Linked DNA regions of Homo sapiens: region 1 is linked to region 2. A link is a loop called in an ENCODE intact Hi-C map of the cell type or tissue named here. Cell type or tissue: mammary epithelial cell. All regions are shown on one strand. Each heading gives the region's core, and the rest is flanking DNA. Links, peaks and the distances in the headings are about the cores only. Region 1 overlaps LOC105377578 (a long non-coding RNA gene). Region 2 overlaps WWC2 (WW and C2 domain containing 2).

Region 1 (8,796 bases), core at 166-8,165, 67 kb before region 2:
CAACCAGGATAGCATCGTCTTTGCCCACCTGGCAGTGTGTGAAGCAACCTCAAATCCCCATTTATCATCTGTTTTCTTCAATTATTCCTTGTACCCTTTATGTTGGTCCAGGTTCTACAAGAGGCAGACACCAAGACAGAATTAGACATGCAAGAATTTATTAGGGGAATGCCTGTCCCGGAAAGTGGGTAGGCAGCCAAGGGAATTGTGGAATAGTGGAGAGTTATATTACACTGCCGTTGTGGTCCCTGTGCAGCAGAGAGGGAACAAGGAAGGCCAGGAGGAAGAATCTTGAGCTGCAATGCAGTTCTAAGGAAGTTCAGTAAGACTGATGGTGAGTCCTTGAGCCAAAACACCTATCAGAAGAATCCCACGTCTCCCAGAAACAGGCTTTGGGCACAGTGGCTCACACCTGTAATCCCAGCACTTTGGGAGGCTCAGGCAGGAAGATCACTTGAGGCTAGGCCTTCTAGACCAGCCTGGGCAACACAGCAAGCCACCATCTTTACAAAAAAAAAAATCGTGTTTTAATTAGCTGGTATATTAGTCTGTTCTTGCAGTGCTATAAAGAACTACCTGAGACTGGGTAATTTATAAAGAAAAGAAGTTCGATTGGCTCATGGTTCCACAGGCTGTACAGGAAGCATGGCTGGGGAGGCTTCAGGAGATACACGATCATGGTGGAAGGTGAAGGGGAAGGAGGCATGTCCCACATGGCTGCAGTGGGACAAAGAAAGTGAAGGGGGAGGTGCTACACACTTTTAGACAAACAGATCTCACTCACTATCACACTATCACGAGATCATCAAGGGGAAAATCTGCCCCCATGATGCAATCACCTCCCACCAGGCCCTTCCTCCAACACTGGGGATTACATTTGACATGAGATTTGAGCAGGGACACAAATCCAAACCATATCAGCTGGGCATGGTGTCATGCACCTGTAGTTACAGCTACTTGGGAGGCTGAGGGAGGAGGTTGAGACTGCAGTGATCTATGATCACACCACTGCATTCCAGCCTGGGCAAAAATAAACAAAAACAAACAAAGAAACAAAAGAAACAGGCCTTCCTCAGAGTCCTTGCTGTGCCCAGCCACCTGTTTTTACGTATTAAGAAATAAAAGACTACCTTGAAAAATATCTCTGGGAGCCAGGCCCTGTGGTTCATGCCTGTAATCCCAGCACTTAGGAGGCTGAGGGGAGAGGATTGCTTGAGGCCAGAAGTTTGAGACCAGCCTGGGCAACATAATGAGACTCTGTCTTCACACACACACACACACACACACACACAAACATAAATAAAATTAGCCAGGTACAGTGGCATGTGCCTATAGTCCAAGCTACTTGGGAAGCTGAGGTGGGAGGATTGCTTGAGCTCAGGAGGTCGAGGATGCAGTAAACTATGATCTCACCACTGCCTTCCAGCCTGGGCAGCAGAGCAAGACCCTATCTCAAAAAAGAAAAAGAAAAGAAAAGAAAAGAAAAGAAAATGTCTTTGGGGAATCAGGAACTATAAAATTACCCTAACAAACAAATAGAACTCCAAAAAGCAAACAACCCTATAACTAAAATTAATTACTCAAATATAGTTTAACAGCAGGCTAGACAGAGCTAAAGAGAAAATTGGTGAACTGGATGTTGGTCAGAAGAAATTATGTAGAATGTAGCACAGAGGACAAAAAATATAGAAAAGAGGTTAAAAAACATTGATGATAAAATAAGAAGGTCTAATATACATTTAATAAGTGTCCTAAAAAGAGAGGAGAAAAAATAACTAAAAGACAATATTTGAAATGATAATAACTAATAACTTACAAGAAAGACAAATCCACAGATTTAAGAAACTTATCAAATCCTAAGCAGGGGAGAAAATCTACAACTAGATACATGCAGTGGAACTAAAACAAAACAAAACAAACAAAAACATGAAACAATACAATTATTTTAAAGGTGCAAAGACAAATTTTCAAAGCAGCCAGAGGGGGAAAAAACTAATTACCTTAGAGGGAGTTAAAACAGTCAGACTGTGTGAGACCTAATTCTTTAACAGCCACAGTGGAAACCGGAAGACAAAGAATGAGATTTTCAATGTGCTAAGAGAAAATAATTGTCAATTTGAAATTATTTCAGGAAGGAAACAAAGAAAGACATTTTCAGACAAAGAAGACAAAGAGTTTACGACCAGGAGAAGCTTGCTAAAGGGAATTCTAAGGGGCATATTTTAAAAAAAGAAAAATGATCCCATATGGAGAGCCAGAAATGATGAAGGAATGAAGAACACAGGAAGCTCTAAATGTGTTGATAAATCTAACAAACATTGACTGTATAAAACAAAAATAATGATGTCTTTGGGGATTAAAAAATAAATGATAGAAATGTAATTAGTTTAATCTCTATGGAGGGAAATTTAGCATTACTGTACTTATCAAAATTACAAATGTACATATCCTTTGATTTAGCAATTCCACAAAGAATTGTAGGAATTTATTTGAAGGTTGAGTATTTCTTATTGTAATTAGTCTTCACATTGTTTTGACTGCAGGCAAGGATATTTCAGATATGTGAGCGCTTACTGGAACCAACGAAATTCTTAAGTTGTATAATTCTTCCAAATTCTTTGATAATTCCTGGTTCAATCTGTGTTTACCCCCACTAAATTTATGACTACTTCTGTTTCTAAATGCTTTACAATTGAATCACAATTAAATGTAATGAGAAGATCATATTTAAAACTCCATGATTAATTATTCTATAAAATAACACTTTTTTTCTATTATAAAGAAAATAGCCTCTAATTTATCTGTTTTTCAAGTGCAGAAAATCGTCATGTTGAAGTGGACTGCATTGCAAAAGCTTTTAAGCTGCTCGTGTGAACTCTGAATAAATTTTCCCTAAAAACCATTTTATTAAAAATGATTGTATTCACAAATAATCTTAAGAAAGTTGGTTTAACCCACAATGAGTTGAAATGGTCCACACTTGTGATGAAAAATAGTAAAAAGCAACATTTGTTATTTCCAGAAAATTGAAAATGGATAAGAACAAGAATCAATCTTTTTGTTCAATGTCGGTGCCTCAGGAAAAGTGGGTAAAAGCAATGTAGACACACAATCAGATGAGAAGACGACAAGAGCCTTCTGTAGAACTCTGGGCCCTTTTTGAGGCCTTTACGAGTTTATGGAGAAATCATGAAATGTATTATTTTCCTTTTCCTTTTCCTTGGAAAAAAATATCTAAGACCATAACACGTTTGCTTTAAAGTTGTGATTAGTGTCACTACTGCTGCACAAACAGAACTCGAGAAAGAAGAAGAGAAATCATCTTTTTTTTATTATTATTTTTTATTTTTTTTTGCGAGACAGAGTCTGGCTCTGCCGCCAGGCTGCAGTACAGTGGTGCGAGATCTTTGCTCACTGTAGCCTCCACCTTCCGGGTTCAAGCAATTCTCCTGCCTCAGCCTCCTGGGTAGCTGACATTACAGGCATGCGCCACCACGCCCAGCTAATTTTTGTATTTTTAGTAGAGATGGGGTTTCACCATGTTGGCCAGGCTGGTCTCGATTTCTTGACCTCGTGATCCGCCCGCCTTGGCCTCCCAAAGTGCTGGGATTACAGACGTGAGCACTGCGCCCGGCGAGAAATTATCATTTCTAAGGAAGCCAAACGGGTTAAGAGAGGCAAGGAGGAAGAGGAGGGTTTAAGAGAATATGAGTGCCAACAAAGCAACTGCATGAGACTAAATAAACTGAATTATAAATGGAAAAACACAAAGGAAAAGTAGCTAGAGACAGGTCTGTCCCCTGGGTAAGGATCACAATGCCTGGCCTTCGTGAAAGCTCAATGAAGATTTATTGAACAGAGCAGAACTGAACTGCCCCCGAGAAAATCGTTTGAGGGTAGATGTTAGTTACCCATGTGGACCACCAGGTGGCAGCATGATCTCGTGACCCCTCAATTGTCCCAGGTAAAACCCGGATGGGAAAGAAGCCCATCTACCACCAGGAGATTTTTGTGGATAGATGTTCATTAGTCAAATGTTCATAATTTGGTAAGAATTTGTATGACTTTTCTCAAATCAGGTGAAGGACGGCTGAAGGAATCTTACTGATGGAATTTGGGTCCCAAACTCCCTACCTATTTTAACCTGAAGTCATTATTCTTCAAAAATTACCCAAAAAACTACATTGCTACATTTCTAACCATTAATATCAAGTTAAAAACACATGGAATGTGTGAGCTAGCAATAATCTAGATGACCGACATTCAGATAGAACTATTGCTACTACATGTTGCCTTTTGCTTTTTATAGCTGTGAATTGACCTATTTCCCAAAAATACAATTAGTCCAAGCTTTATTATTTCAGGCTTATTCATACATGAATATTCCTCTGAGCATTACTAAAATAAAAACCAAGTAAAACAGATTAAAAACTATATTTAATGGTCCCCAAAGAAACCCTTAAAAAAAATCTTCTCTCTGCCCATACTGAAGAATGATACCAAAATAGTTTGAAAGTTTAAAGCAAATAATTAGAAAGTAAAACAAAATGTTCTTAGGCTATGTTGATGGAGATCTGGCTAAACCCTTGAGAAGACAGGAAACGTAACTGAGAAATACGCTGTTCTCCTTTATCTAAGTGTGATTAACTACAATGCTTGCTCTGCAAGGTCGGGATCACTTTTCATGAATTCTTTCTCCGAGTGCGTCTTGCAGGGTCAGGCCCTCCCCTCCTGAACTCCATGGTTGACAATGGATCCACTGGTACAGTTCTGCTTCTCTCCTGGATGTGGAAAACCCCAAAATTGCACTCCTCACCCAGATCTCTTTTCCACCTACGCTCAGCACTCTGTTTACTGAACATTTGCAATGGTGAACCTGAGGGTCTGGAAGCCCCCAGGAAGAAAAGTAAAGTGAGATTCCATTTCATTGCCATTACTGCTAAGGGTTATTCACGCAAGAATTCCAACAATTTACATAAGGATCATTAGCCTCACTGGAAATGCATTTCATTGCAACAGACCTGAGTCTTACATTCTTGACATTTTCCAAGGAGTGGCACTGGGCATTGGCCATCAGAAATGGCCATGGTGATTATGCAGTTTTAGAAATATGCCTAAGATACATGAGGGATGCATTCCCCCAAACCATTATCCTCAGCCCTACAGAGTGATCTGGATAAGATGTGCTGAAGCTCCATGGAGTTTAAAGTAGTATTTATTGGCCGGGGACAGTGGCTTATGTTGAGGTGGGAGGACTGCTTGAGCCCCGGAGCTCAAGGTTGCAGTGAGCTATGATTGCCCCATTGCCCACTGCACTCCAGCCCGGGGGGACATAATGAGAACCCGTCTCAAAAAAAAAAAAAAAAGCACTTACTAAAAAATCTGAATTCCCCTTTGTTTCATTCACTGTATAGGGTCTACTTTGAAGGGAAGTGTTGTAATCTACAGAAGGCAAGGGTGACCTATTAATATTTGCAGAAGATAAATGATTACTCTGATTACTATTTGTAGGATCACCAATTTACACTGATTCTGCACTAGTCTGATACGGCAGCAGTCAGTGTAAAGTGTACTAGGTGATTTTGTGGAAGCCACAATTTGTGCAAAATATATCCTCTCAAGCTGAAAAGGATGTTTAAAAGATCATGGAAATCACGAATGCCAGTGGGAGTAATTTGGGGCTTTATTTGTTAAATTAGGCAACAAAATATCAGTAAGATATTTCAAGAGGAAAATATTATTTGTAATTTAGGGGAAAAAATCCCTGAAAAATGGAGATCTGAAACCCAAGGTAGGGAAAATCATTAGGAAGAAATTGAAAAATATTAGGCAAGAGATGAATCCTGGGTCTGTGTAGCGGGGAATGGGGAAAGAGTGAAAAGTAAAGGAAACTTCGGGAAGTGAGTTATAGGGCTTAGGGGAAAGAGGGTGATAAGAGAAGGAAACAATGGTTGATTTCATAGCAGGGGTCACTAAGGCAATGATAAAGGCATTAAGGGAGGGAGGAGAAGCAGGAGGAAAAATCTGGATGAAAAGACAATGAGCTTGGTGGGGGGTATATTAGCAAGATATCCTCATGATGTCTAGCAGGCATTTGGAAAGTCTGTGTGGATTTCAGGGGAGTAAAACTAGAGCTATAGATTTGGGACTCCTGGGCATAAAGGTGGCAGTTGGATCTATGAAAATGGGCCATCAGTTCATCCTCACGGGGAAATATAGAAAGAAAAAGTGTTGAGGAAGAGCCTGGGGAATTTTACACTCTGGGGACAGAAAGTGGCGAAGGAAGCTGTGAGATGGAGATGAGGGGCATCTAGAGGGATGGGGGAATCAGAAAGGTTCAAGGGCAGAGAACCCCAGGTTGGAGCCAGTTGCAAGGACAGAGCTTGTGACTGGACAGCATATTCATTTGCTAGGGCTGCCAAAGCAAAGTACCAAGATATTAGCACCACAGGCGGGGGGGCTTACAGAACAGAAATCTATCCTCTCACAACTCTGGAGGCTAACAGTCCAAGATCAAGGTGTCAGCAGGGTCAGTTTCTTCTGAGGGCCTCTCTCCTTGGCTTGTAGGTGACCATCTTCTCCCTATATTTTCATGTGGCCTTTCTTCTGTGTGTCTGTGTCCTGATCTCTTCTTGTAAGGACATCAATCATACTGGATTAGGGCCCACCCACATGACTTCATTTGACCTTAATTACCTCTTTTTTTTTTTTCAGAGTCTGGCTCTGTTGCCCAGGCTGGAGTGCAGTAGCATGATCTCAGCTCACTGCAACCTCCACCCCCCAGGTTCAAGCAATTCTCCTGTCTCAGGCTCCCGAGTAGCCAGGATTACAGGTGCCTGCCACCATGCCCGGCTAATTTTTGTGTTTTTAGTAGAGATGGGATTTTACCATGTTGGTTAGGCTGGTCTTGAACTCCTGACCTCAGGAGATCCGCCCGCCTCAGCCTACCAAAGTGCTGGGATTACAGGCATGAGCCATGGCGCCTGGACAGTTTGACCTTAAAGGCCCTAAATTCAAAAACACAGTCACTTTCTGAGGTACTGGAGAGTAGGCTTTCAACATATGAATTTGTAGGGGGAGACACAGTTCAGCCCATACCAGGCTGTTAGATCTGGAAGTTCCCCACTGGCCAACTGAGGGATACGCATTATAATGGCAACGGTGAGCCTGTCCTCAGCACATGCTACCTGCTGGGTTCCGTGGAGAGTGCTTCACATGTATTAGCCCGTTTAACATTCACAAGCACCCTATGAAGTAGGTACTATTATCATCAGCACGTCTTTTTCCAGAGGAGGAAACAGAGGCACCAAGAGACACTTTGCCCAAAGTCACAAAGATAATAAGTGGCAGAACCCACGAGCTCGGCTTCTACACAGTGAATTTCATCAGCGATTTGTAGCTTGCTCCACCCTCAACAGATACCTGAGAAGTAATGATGTTGCTGAATTACTCAAAGGAACAGATGCATTTCCCATCAGCTGTCACTGACTGCAGCCTCTCTCTAAGGTATAAGGTGAATTCCGCAGGTAGATGTGACAGCTTGAAGAGAAAGGAAAATAAACAATAACTAATAGGTGGTTAAAGTGTCTCAGATTTAAAAAGCAAAGAGAGCAACCCTATTATGACTTCAAATATGTGTGTTTATTTAAGTTGTGTTTCTTACATTTGGGGTTGTGATTCTGGAAAGTACTGTAAAATGCAATGAGAAGGCCAGGTGCAGTGGTTCACCCCTGTAATCCCAACACTTTGGGAGGCCAAGGCAGGAGGATCGCTTGAGCCCAGGAGCTTGAGACCAGCCTGGGCAACATAGCCAGACCATGTTTTGTAAAAATACAAAAATTAGCTAGGTGTGGTGGCTCGCACCTGTAGTCCCAGCTACTGTGGTGGTGGAGGCTGGAGGATCCCTTGAGCACAGGAGTTCAAGGCTGCAGTGAGCTGTGATCGTGCCACTGTACTCCTGGGTGACAGAGTGAGGCCCTGTCTCAAAAGAAAGAAAAAACAATGCAATGAGAAAATATTTAACAATGCATTTATACACTGAAAGCCTTTTTTGTTTGTTTTTGTTTTGATTTGTTTTTTGGAGACGGAGTCTCTGTCACCCAGGCTGGAGTGCAGTGGCACTACCTCAGCTCACTACAACCTCTGCCTCCCAGATTCAAGTGATTCTCCTGCCTTAGCCTCCTGAGCACCTGGGATTACAGGCGCACACCACCACACCTGGCTAATTTTTGTATTTTTAGTAGAGACGGGGTTTCACCATGTTGGCCAGGCTGGTCTCGAACTCTTGACCTCAGGTGATCCACCTGCCTCGGCCTCCCAAAGTGCTGGGATTACAGGCGTGAGCCACCATGCCCGGCCCACTGAAAGGTTTTTTGATTTGCAATATGTAAAAGCATCTGTTAAATTCTAGATTTTCTATCGTTTTGGCTTTATTGGTTTTTAACCAGAGATGACTTTTTGAACTATTTTAACTTCAGGTTAGCCTTTAACATGAGAAAAGTGAGGAGAAAGAAACACACACAGGTACACACAGAGATGCATGCACGCACACACACACACACACACCTTCAAACATGGATACACGGAAATGAAGTGAGAGGAAAAGAAATAAAAATCAGGTTACTAAAATTAAAATTCAAACAGGACCCTCTGGTGAGAATTCCTGCGAGAAGGTAGGTAGCCTGTCACTTTTATCTAAGAGAGAAGAATTCCCAGGACAATGGCACAAAAGCTGGGAAATGGCTCTAAAATGTCTCTATCTTCACTTCTTAAATCCCTCTCCAGCGTAACTGCATG
Region 2 (8,796 bases), core at 181-8,180:
TTTATAAACACTGCACACTTAGGCTACATTACATTACATTTATTAAAAAATTTTTCTTCAGTAATCAATGCTAACTTACTGTAACATTTTGACTTTAAAACTTTAATTTTATTGAACTTTTTGACTTTTTTTAAATAACAGCCTAAAACACACACACATTGTACACCTGTTCAAAAATATCTTTTCTTTGTGTCCTTGTTCTATAAGCTTTTTTGTTTTAAAATATTTATTTATTTTTTCTTTTTAAACTTTTTTTGTTAACAGCTCAAACAAACACACACATTAGCCTAGGCCTGCATAGGGTCAGGACCATCAAGATATTCCTAGGTGATAGGCATTTCTCAGCTTCTTTGGAATTTTTTTTTTTTTGAGATGGAGTCTCACTGTTGCCCAGGCTGGAGTGCAGTGGCACGATCTTGGCTCACCGTAACCTTGACCTCTCTGGTTCAAACAATCCTCCCACTTCAGGCTCCTAAATAGCTGGGACTGTAGATGCGCACCACCATACCTGATTAATTTTTGTATTTTTTGTAAGGACAAGATTTTGCCATGTTGCCCAGGCTTGTCTCGAACTCCTGGACTCAAGCAGTCTGCCTGCCTCGGCCTCCCAAAATGCTGGGTTTACAGGTGTGAGCCACCGTGCCTGGCCTATAGTCTTATGGAACCAAAATGTCATTGTGTAGTACATGACTGTACTTGACTTTTCGTTGTTACTGTGTGATAACGCAGACTTGTTTCTTTTGATTCTTGTTCTTGATACCTTTGTTTCCTTGTATGTTTAGTGATTTTTGACTGTGAGCTAAGTTACTTATTTTTAATAGAACTTTGTATGTATTGATCCTTTGAGGCCTGGCAAAAGATGGGTTCTTTCAGAAAGGGTTTATATTTACTTTTTCTAGGTGCTGAGGGGCTCTGCCAGTCTGGAATCACCTAAATTCCTATCTTTGCTTCGTTTTAGCCACCACATAGGGTAAAATTGGGCTGTAAAACCTATCTGGAAGTTGTATTGATTTTATGAATTCTTGGGGGAGGTGGGCTTCACCCTCCCCCTATAACCTTTGGGCTGGAGTTTCGGACAGGCTCTTTCTTTTTGCAGTCTTCTGGGGTTCTGGGATGGATGTGAGTATTACTTTACCATTATAAGAGGATCTAGTCTCTTTGGCATCTGAACTTAATGGTAGGGTTTTGCTTAGTTTCCTCACTTTGGTCAAACTCTTGAGTGTGGTTGTAGATCCTAATTAGGAAAACTCATGCTTAGCTCAGGGGTTTGGACATTGTGGTCTGCAGACCAAGTCTGGCCTGGTGTTTTCTTTTTGTAAATAAAGTTTTAATGGAACACAACAACATCCATTCTTTTATGTGTTATCTATGGCTGCTTTTGTACTTCAGTGGCAGAGTGGAGTGGTTTCCGCAGGAGACCATATGGTCTGCAAAGCTGAACATATTTATCGTATGGTCCTTTATATAAAACTTTGCTGACTCCTGCGCAAAGTCATTAACCTGATGGACACCCTATCTAATTAGGTGAAAGTCTCCTTTAGGGCCCCATTTCCTTTTCTGGCTACTGCTTTCCTTCAGTTCCTGGCCTGAACATTCTTTATTTTCTCGCTAGCTCATGGACAAAGGCAAGTTTTTTGTTTTTTTGTTTTTTAAGTAACACATTTAGTTGTCTTAAGCAGGATTGTTGGTCTGGCATCTAGTCCTTCATGTGGCTGGAAATACGTATGTATTTTTATAACACGGCCCCAGTGATGTATTGTCAGGCTTGGGATGTACTACAGGTAACAGCTGGATAGGTGAGTTTGCAGAGAATGCTATCACATGTACTCTGCATCTTGAATTCTAGTCAAACTTACAGAAGATGTGGGAATTGGAAGAGTGGCAGTCGATTGTAGTGGAGGTTTGTATCAGTAACATATTACTGATTCTGTCTCTTAGCAGCCAAGAAATCTAGGAGGGACCAGCTGCTTTGTAGCCCCAGACTGCAGGATCACAGTGGTAACTCTTTTGCCTCCTTCCTTTAATCAAGGTTCAGTTGGGAGTCAGGAGCTAGAAGCTGGAAATCCAGCCATTGTTCCCATTTGGATGGGGTAAGCGGAATGAGGACAGTCACTTCCTTGGTGATCTCATCTAATCGTAGGTTTAAATTCTACCTCTGTATGCTCAGAAATCTCCAGTTCACATTGCTGGCCTAAACTTCAGACTCTATAATGGCCTACTTGACAGGTCTACTTTGATGTCTAGTGGGCCCCCTCATCCAAAACATGTCCAAAAATGAACTCCCCATCTGTCCCCCACATTTGGCTCTTTCTTTTCCATCTCAGTAAATGTCAACAGCATTCCACCAGTAGATCAGGCCAAAAACCTTACAGTCATTGTGTACTTCTTTTTTTCCTCTTGCCATTTGCCAAGGTCCATGAGCAACCACAAAGAACAGAGCCCACTCTTGACAGATGATGAATATGATAGTGTGAGTGAGAAATAAACTTTGCTGTTTGAGATCTTAAACTTGTTTGTGGTCCTAGAATAACCAGGCCTATCCTAACTGATACAGTTTATTATGCTGTAAGTACACACACATATGCATTCACCCGTGCCGCCCTACCCCCGTCATCTGCCACCATATAACGTTAGTTCTCAGAGCAGGGAATTGGTTTTTGTTTTTGTTTTTGTTTTAAATTGAGACAGAGTCTCATTCTGTTTCCGAGGCTGGAGTGCAGTGGTGTGATCTCAGCTCACTGCAACCTCCATCTCCCGGGTGCAAGCAATCCTCCTGCTTCAGCCTCCCGAGTAGGTGGGATCATAGGTGCACACCTCGACGCCCGGCCAATTTCGTATTTTTAGTAGAGACAGGGTTTCACCATGTTGGCCAAGCTGGTCTCGAACTCCTGACCTCAGGTAATCTGCCTGCCTCTGCCTTACAAAGTCCTGGGATTATAGGCGTGAGCCACTGCTCCCAGCCTGGGAATTTGTTTTGTTTACTGCTGCATCGCTGGTATGTATAGGTGCTCAATAAATACTTGTAAATGAATGAATGAATGTGTACTGTGTTGTAGGGATTGAGAACTGTTCAGGAATGTACAGTGGGGAGGAAGATAGATGTTTAACAAATATTACTCTAAAACAGTGAGTACATTGTAAACTGTGACCTTGGTGGTCCAACGTATATCTGAATCATGTGGGCTCCCGATTAAGAGTGGAGATTCCTGTGGTGCCTTGCCCGAGACCTACTAAGTCAGGATTTCTAGATGTGGGGCCTGGGAATCTTCCTTTTCAAGCAGTTATTGCAATGATTCTTTCATACACAAGATTTGAGACCACTGCTTCAAGGGGAGAGTGGTCTGGTGCTGCCAATAGATAAAGACAAAGCAGATTTGCCCTTGTGTTGTTAATGGGAAGATACTGACTCACGTGGGAGTCATGAGTATAAACTATTAGAACTTTTCAGTACTTTAAAGAATATATTGGGTTTAGCAAGTATTTTTTTTACTGTATATAAAGAAGCATTATTTTTAATAAGCAGAATTACAGTTTTACTGCTAGATCAAATTATTAATAAGACCTTGGAAGAACAGCATGGAAAAGGAAAAATTCATTTACCTTCTTGACTTGTGCCCACTCTACTAATTTTATAGTTTTTATAATAAAAGCCACAGCCTTTACTGAATTTTTACTCTAGGCCAGACACTCAATTAAGAGCATAGACTCTAGAGTGAGACTGCCTGATTTCCACCAATCTGCTTAATAACTATGTAACCTCTCTGTGCTTCAGTTTCCTGAAATGAGGGTACTAGTCATGCCCACTGCATAGTATTATTTTGGGAGTAAAATTGGATAATTGTGCTCTGAATAAGTGTAGCACAGGGTGAGAAAAATTCGTGGGAAACCACAGGAAGTACCGAACAGCCAGAAGAATGAGCTGAAGGATTTCAAGGCTGTTAAGGAGCATCTGATTTCTATTCTCCAGGTATTAGTCAGCTCAGGCTGCCATAACAAAATACCACTGACTGAATGGCTTAAACAACAGAAGCTGATTTTTTCACAGTTTTGAAGTCCAAGGTTAAGGTGTCAGCAGATTAGGTTTGGGTGAAGGCTCTCTTCCTGGCTTGCAGAGACTGCCTTCTTGCTGTGTCCCCACATGGCCTTTCTCACCATGTGTGTGTGCTTGGGAAGGGGAGAGCGTCAGTTCTCCCTTGTCTCTTTATAAGAACATCAATTCTATGAGATCAAAGCCCTGATCTTATGACCTCATTTATCCTTAAATACCTCCTAAAGACCCTGTCTCCAGATATATTCACATTGGGAATTAGGCTTCAACGTATACATTTGTGGGACCATAATTCAGCCCACAGCACCCTACTACCACCCCAGGAGGCAAATATATAGCATCCTCTAAGCCGAGATGATTTCTCTAGTATCTTCTAATGAGTGTCAGTTAAAAATTATTACCAAGTGGCTAGATTCACCTTTGTATCACCAAAATACTTATTTCAAAGTATTTGCCATTTCTGTAGGTGCCGGTGTGTTGCAAAAATAAGGTACAAACACCCTGGGAGTCAGTCTTTCTGTATACTGAGAGGTGTATCATTATGTAGATATACAGTTCTGATATCTTCATGAATTATACATGACAGCTTTATGTTATTTTACATTTCTAACTAAATAGATATTATCTAATACTCATTTAACAAATGTCTGTTTGTCCTGCTGTATGCTAGGCACTGCTTGTAGCCATGAATACTACAGCAAAAAGCTTAGCAGAGACAAGGCTCTGCCTTCATGGCATATAGACTATAGCAGGGGACATGTGTTTAGTAAGTAACAGACAAAGAAATACATAGCACAATGTCTATGTGCTGTGAAGAAAACACAGAAAGCTATGGTAATTGTTGAGGAAAGCAGTTTGGTGGGTTGGAGTGCTATTTTAGAAAAGTGATAGGAGAGCATGGGCATTCGTCAGGGAAATATTTGAGAAAAGAACATTTTCTGGACAGAGGGATGAAATACCAAATACAGAGGCCCCATACCTGGGATATTCTTGACAAGTAGTATAAGGGTGACACCCCCTGGTTCTGGGGTTATATTGCCTGGAAATGCTCAATAAATGTTAAATATTGCTGTTATTAATGTGAATAAGGTCCAGATTTAACTGCAATACACATTTTCCTGTCTGTCCCAAATATGCTTTTTTGTTTGAGGCTAAGTTGTTACAGGGATTAGGTTGCCACCCCTCCCCTTTTAAAATCAAGATAACTGTTAAAATTTCTGAGTCAGTTTTCAGTTTATGCACACTAATGGAGTAATGGGTTGCTGAGTTTTCAACCCAAGTACAGTACTCTTAATGGAAAGAAGGTTGACCCCGACAAAGAGAGTGTGTATAGGTCCTTCCAAAAAGAACACTTCTTTGTAATCTTTTCGTTTTCTTCTAAAGCTTCATGCCAGTTTTGTATTCTTTTAGAGAATATATTTGTGCCTATTTTAATATTGGAATAATGTTTCAAATGGTGGTTTGGGGAGCTGTGTCGTGTCTGTCTTGTGGATTTGAATACCCTTGCCCCCAGGCACACTCCTGGCTTGCACCAGTATGAGAAGCCCTGGACTAGAGCCATGTGGCGTATGTTCTGGCTTACATTCAGCAGCAGGCTAATGTTACCCAAGGGCATTAGGGTGTGGGCTGGGTGGTTTTACTGTTCAGTATCCTGTAAAGCAAAACACAAATGTTCAACTTCCTTCCATAAATTATATATAAAATAAAAACCACGAAAATGCTGTTTTCTTCCCAGAATGAGCAATATGAAGTGAAGCATGAGAAAATCCAATCTCCTGTCAGAAATGAACAGTGAAATTCATCATTCTGTCACTGTCAGAAGAGAATCACCAGATAGAAGGTGTAGCAACAAGCACTGTCCCCACACCATGTTTATTTGGCTTTGGAATTCATAATGAGACACTCATTTTTGCAGACTAATTTTCTTTTTAAATTATGTTTTATTGAAATAATATTAAAATTAACTTAGCAGTTTCTGAGTATTTATCAATAATGGGTGTAGGTGACTCAAGCATGGCCTTGGGTCAGAAGAAAGCCAAACTCTTTGACATTTTGCCAGAAAAAAAACTGCATCAGTGATGGCGTCGATGTGGCCCCTGTACTCTTGATTTGCATTCCAGTCATGGCATCTGCTTTCTCATACTCCTTCTCAACAGCTTCTGCAGTAAGTCATTACTAATTGATGAGAATTGCCAAGAGATGAAACTCATTTGTCAACTCTGTCCTGTTAAGTATAGATGAACCCTGTTTGGATAATTAGAAACGTGCTATAAAGTAGTGAACATTTTTAAAGTTTCATGTGTTTTTAATAATATACAAACATTTTTTGGCTGGGCATGGTGACTCATGCCTGTAATCCCAGCACTTTGGGAGGCTGAGGAGGGTGGATCGCTTGAGCTCACAAGTTCAAATCCAGCCTGGGCAATATGGCAAACCCCATGTCTACAAAAAATGCAAAAATTTAGCTGGGCATGGTGGTGTGAGCCTGTGGTCCCAGCTACTTGGGAGGCTGAGGTGGGAGGATCGCTTGAGCCCAGGAGGCAGAGGTTGCAGTGAGCCGAGATTGTGCTACTATACTCTAGCCTGGGCAACAGAGATAGACCCTGTCTCACCTCCTCCCCGCAAAAAAAAAAATACACACAAACATTTTAAGGCAAGAATTATGTTAAGTTTTACTTCTAGAATATTAAGTGAAATATATTTAAAGCTTTTACTAAAATTGAAGGTGGTACGTATTTTAAGTGATGACTTTGTATGGTTTGATATTCCAGAATGAACTCTTTTCTAACAGAAAGGCCAAACTACTAGTGAATATGAAATTAAGATAACAGATACAGAGAAATAAAGAAGGAAATTATAATAAACTCTTCTGAGTATCTTCAGGTATATGTATTTCAGAAGCCTGTTTAAATGGGAACAGTTGATATGTCACTTGCATTTCTTCAGAACTTCTGAATGATTTGTGTCTCCCATTTGAATTACCTAGTATTTGAAAAATAATCAAGTTAGTTTCTTTTAAATGGTGAGTTGATTTTATTAGTTTTTCATTAGTCTGAATCGGGGAGCTTTTGCTTTGCTGTTTGTTGTATCTGTGTTGAAAGGAAGTGGTTGCAGAGATAATGTAAGATTATAGTTTGGTGAAATGTCACCATTTGACATGAATAAATAATAATTGCTCACTCTGAAACTTTAAAAAAACTGCATTTTTTTTTATTTAAAAAAAACTTTAGTGTCCTATTTTGGAATTTCAATTGCAGGTTGAAAAAAATTACAAATTTAGAGACTATAGTGCTAAGAGATTAGTACTAAAATGTACTATGGTGAAGAAAACTGCTTGGCATTTCATAATTGTGGAGCATTGCTAAATCGTTATTTTGAAGATTAAAATTAATATTTGAAAGTAATAATTAAGTCCATGGCTGCCAGGACTAATTGAAATTTTTGTAGCGAGAAAATATATGATCCCAAATGCCATTACTTATTCGCGATGTCTTACTAATAAGAGGTTCTGGGTTCAGTAGTTTTCATACTCATTGTTTATAACAGACAAGATTTGTTTAATGATGTTTATCATATACAGAACGCTGTTCATTCTACATACACGTTGCATTCTAATTAGAAGATAATGTCGTAAGCAAACATTATTACTTTTAACTATTGGGAAAAAGTGTCATGGCAACATCTAGGGCATTCTTAAATCCACTGTGCTTTTCTTGCTTTTCTTAGTCCTTGTTAGATTTGGTTTTGTTTAGCTGTCAAAGTCTGACAGAAATCACAACCTAAGGGAGTATAGCCGTAGGCGAGATGCTGTGCTCATAGAATTCCCGGTGCTTCTTTAGAGTGGTTTGATACCCTGTAGTTAGAGAGAAGGCGTTATCAATTTAGCAACTGCAGTTGGGAAGTAGCATGGCCTATGGTTGAGGCTATGGTTTTAATTTTGGCACTGTAGATTACTGACTTTGTAGCCCTGTGGCAAGTTTCTTTGCCTCTTGCCCTCATAGGGTTGTTAAAGAGGTTAAATGTGTGTCATTTGTAACATTTAGAATAACAACTGCCTCATAGTAAGTGAATATAAATGGCATTTAAAAAGAATATTCCTGGCAATATTTATTTTCGAGCTATTTGAAAGTATATTTAGAAGGATTATTTTTTTTATTGTTAAAAAGATGATAGAACAACAGTATTAAAGAAGAGTTTAAAAATAGTTATCCATATTATCAATATTTTAAAATAATGTTTGTTTGCTTAATATCTTGTAATTTCAATTTACCTGCATGCATATTTTATGTAACTGAGATCATAATTACATAGCAAGCTTGCTAGGGAATGGGTTGGGCATAGTGGTCACAATATAGCCACATGGGAGAGGGCAGAGCAGTCTTTCCTCAGAGAGAAGGAGTGCTAAGCAGCTGGAGCAACTTCTTCAGGAAGTTAAATGCATAAGGAAGAAGAACTGTTTTCCCCTTCCAAAACTGACAGACTTAAAAACATCAGTATATAAGCACTCTTGCATAGCAGTAGTGAGACTGTAAATTGAATATTTCCAGAGCCAATAGCAGAGAAACAGAACAGTTGTTTGATCTGAACTTAACTAAAAGGATAATCTCGGATTGATGTTTTTATGTATCATGAAATCTTCTTCTGTAACCCTAGTTTTCCTGTGTAGTTTATGGGGCATGCCTGCCTTCATCTCTTATACTTGTTTGAGATCATTACTCTGACTTCCCTGTCAGAGATACTACAATTCC

What was found. Hi-C counts contacts between places; a loop is a spot of excess contacts. Peaks named below come from ENCODE experiments on the same cell type or tissue, not always from the same donor. Only the 100,000 strongest peaks of a DNase experiment are listed, where the experiment ranks them.
Region 1: it touches region 2 in a loop (5-fold over the local background); 8 of 110 quality-filtered maps call a loop at or near these places.

Annotation. Positions count from the first base shown.
Region 1 is chr4:183,069,814-183,078,609 of GRCh38, forward strand. LOC105377578 (a long non-coding RNA gene) reads right to left here. Exons shown (of 3, transcript XR_001741938.2): 2 at 7,423-7,539. Among named protein-coding and RNA genes, the nearest start is that of WWC2-AS2, 25 kb to the right of the region's middle. In mammary epithelial cell, for the core only: a CTCF peak has its summit at 3,929 (motif pointing right); no DNase peak of the experiment used is centred there.
Region 2 is chr4:183,137,150-183,145,945 of GRCh38, forward strand. All of the region lies in intron 1 of WWC2 (WW and C2 domain containing 2), which reads left to right. Among named protein-coding and RNA genes, the nearest start is that of WWC2, 42 kb to the left of the region's middle. In mammary epithelial cell, for the core only: a CTCF peak has its summit at 5,074; DNase peaks (open chromatin) are centred at 3,942 and 5,622; H3K27ac peaks cover 652 bases.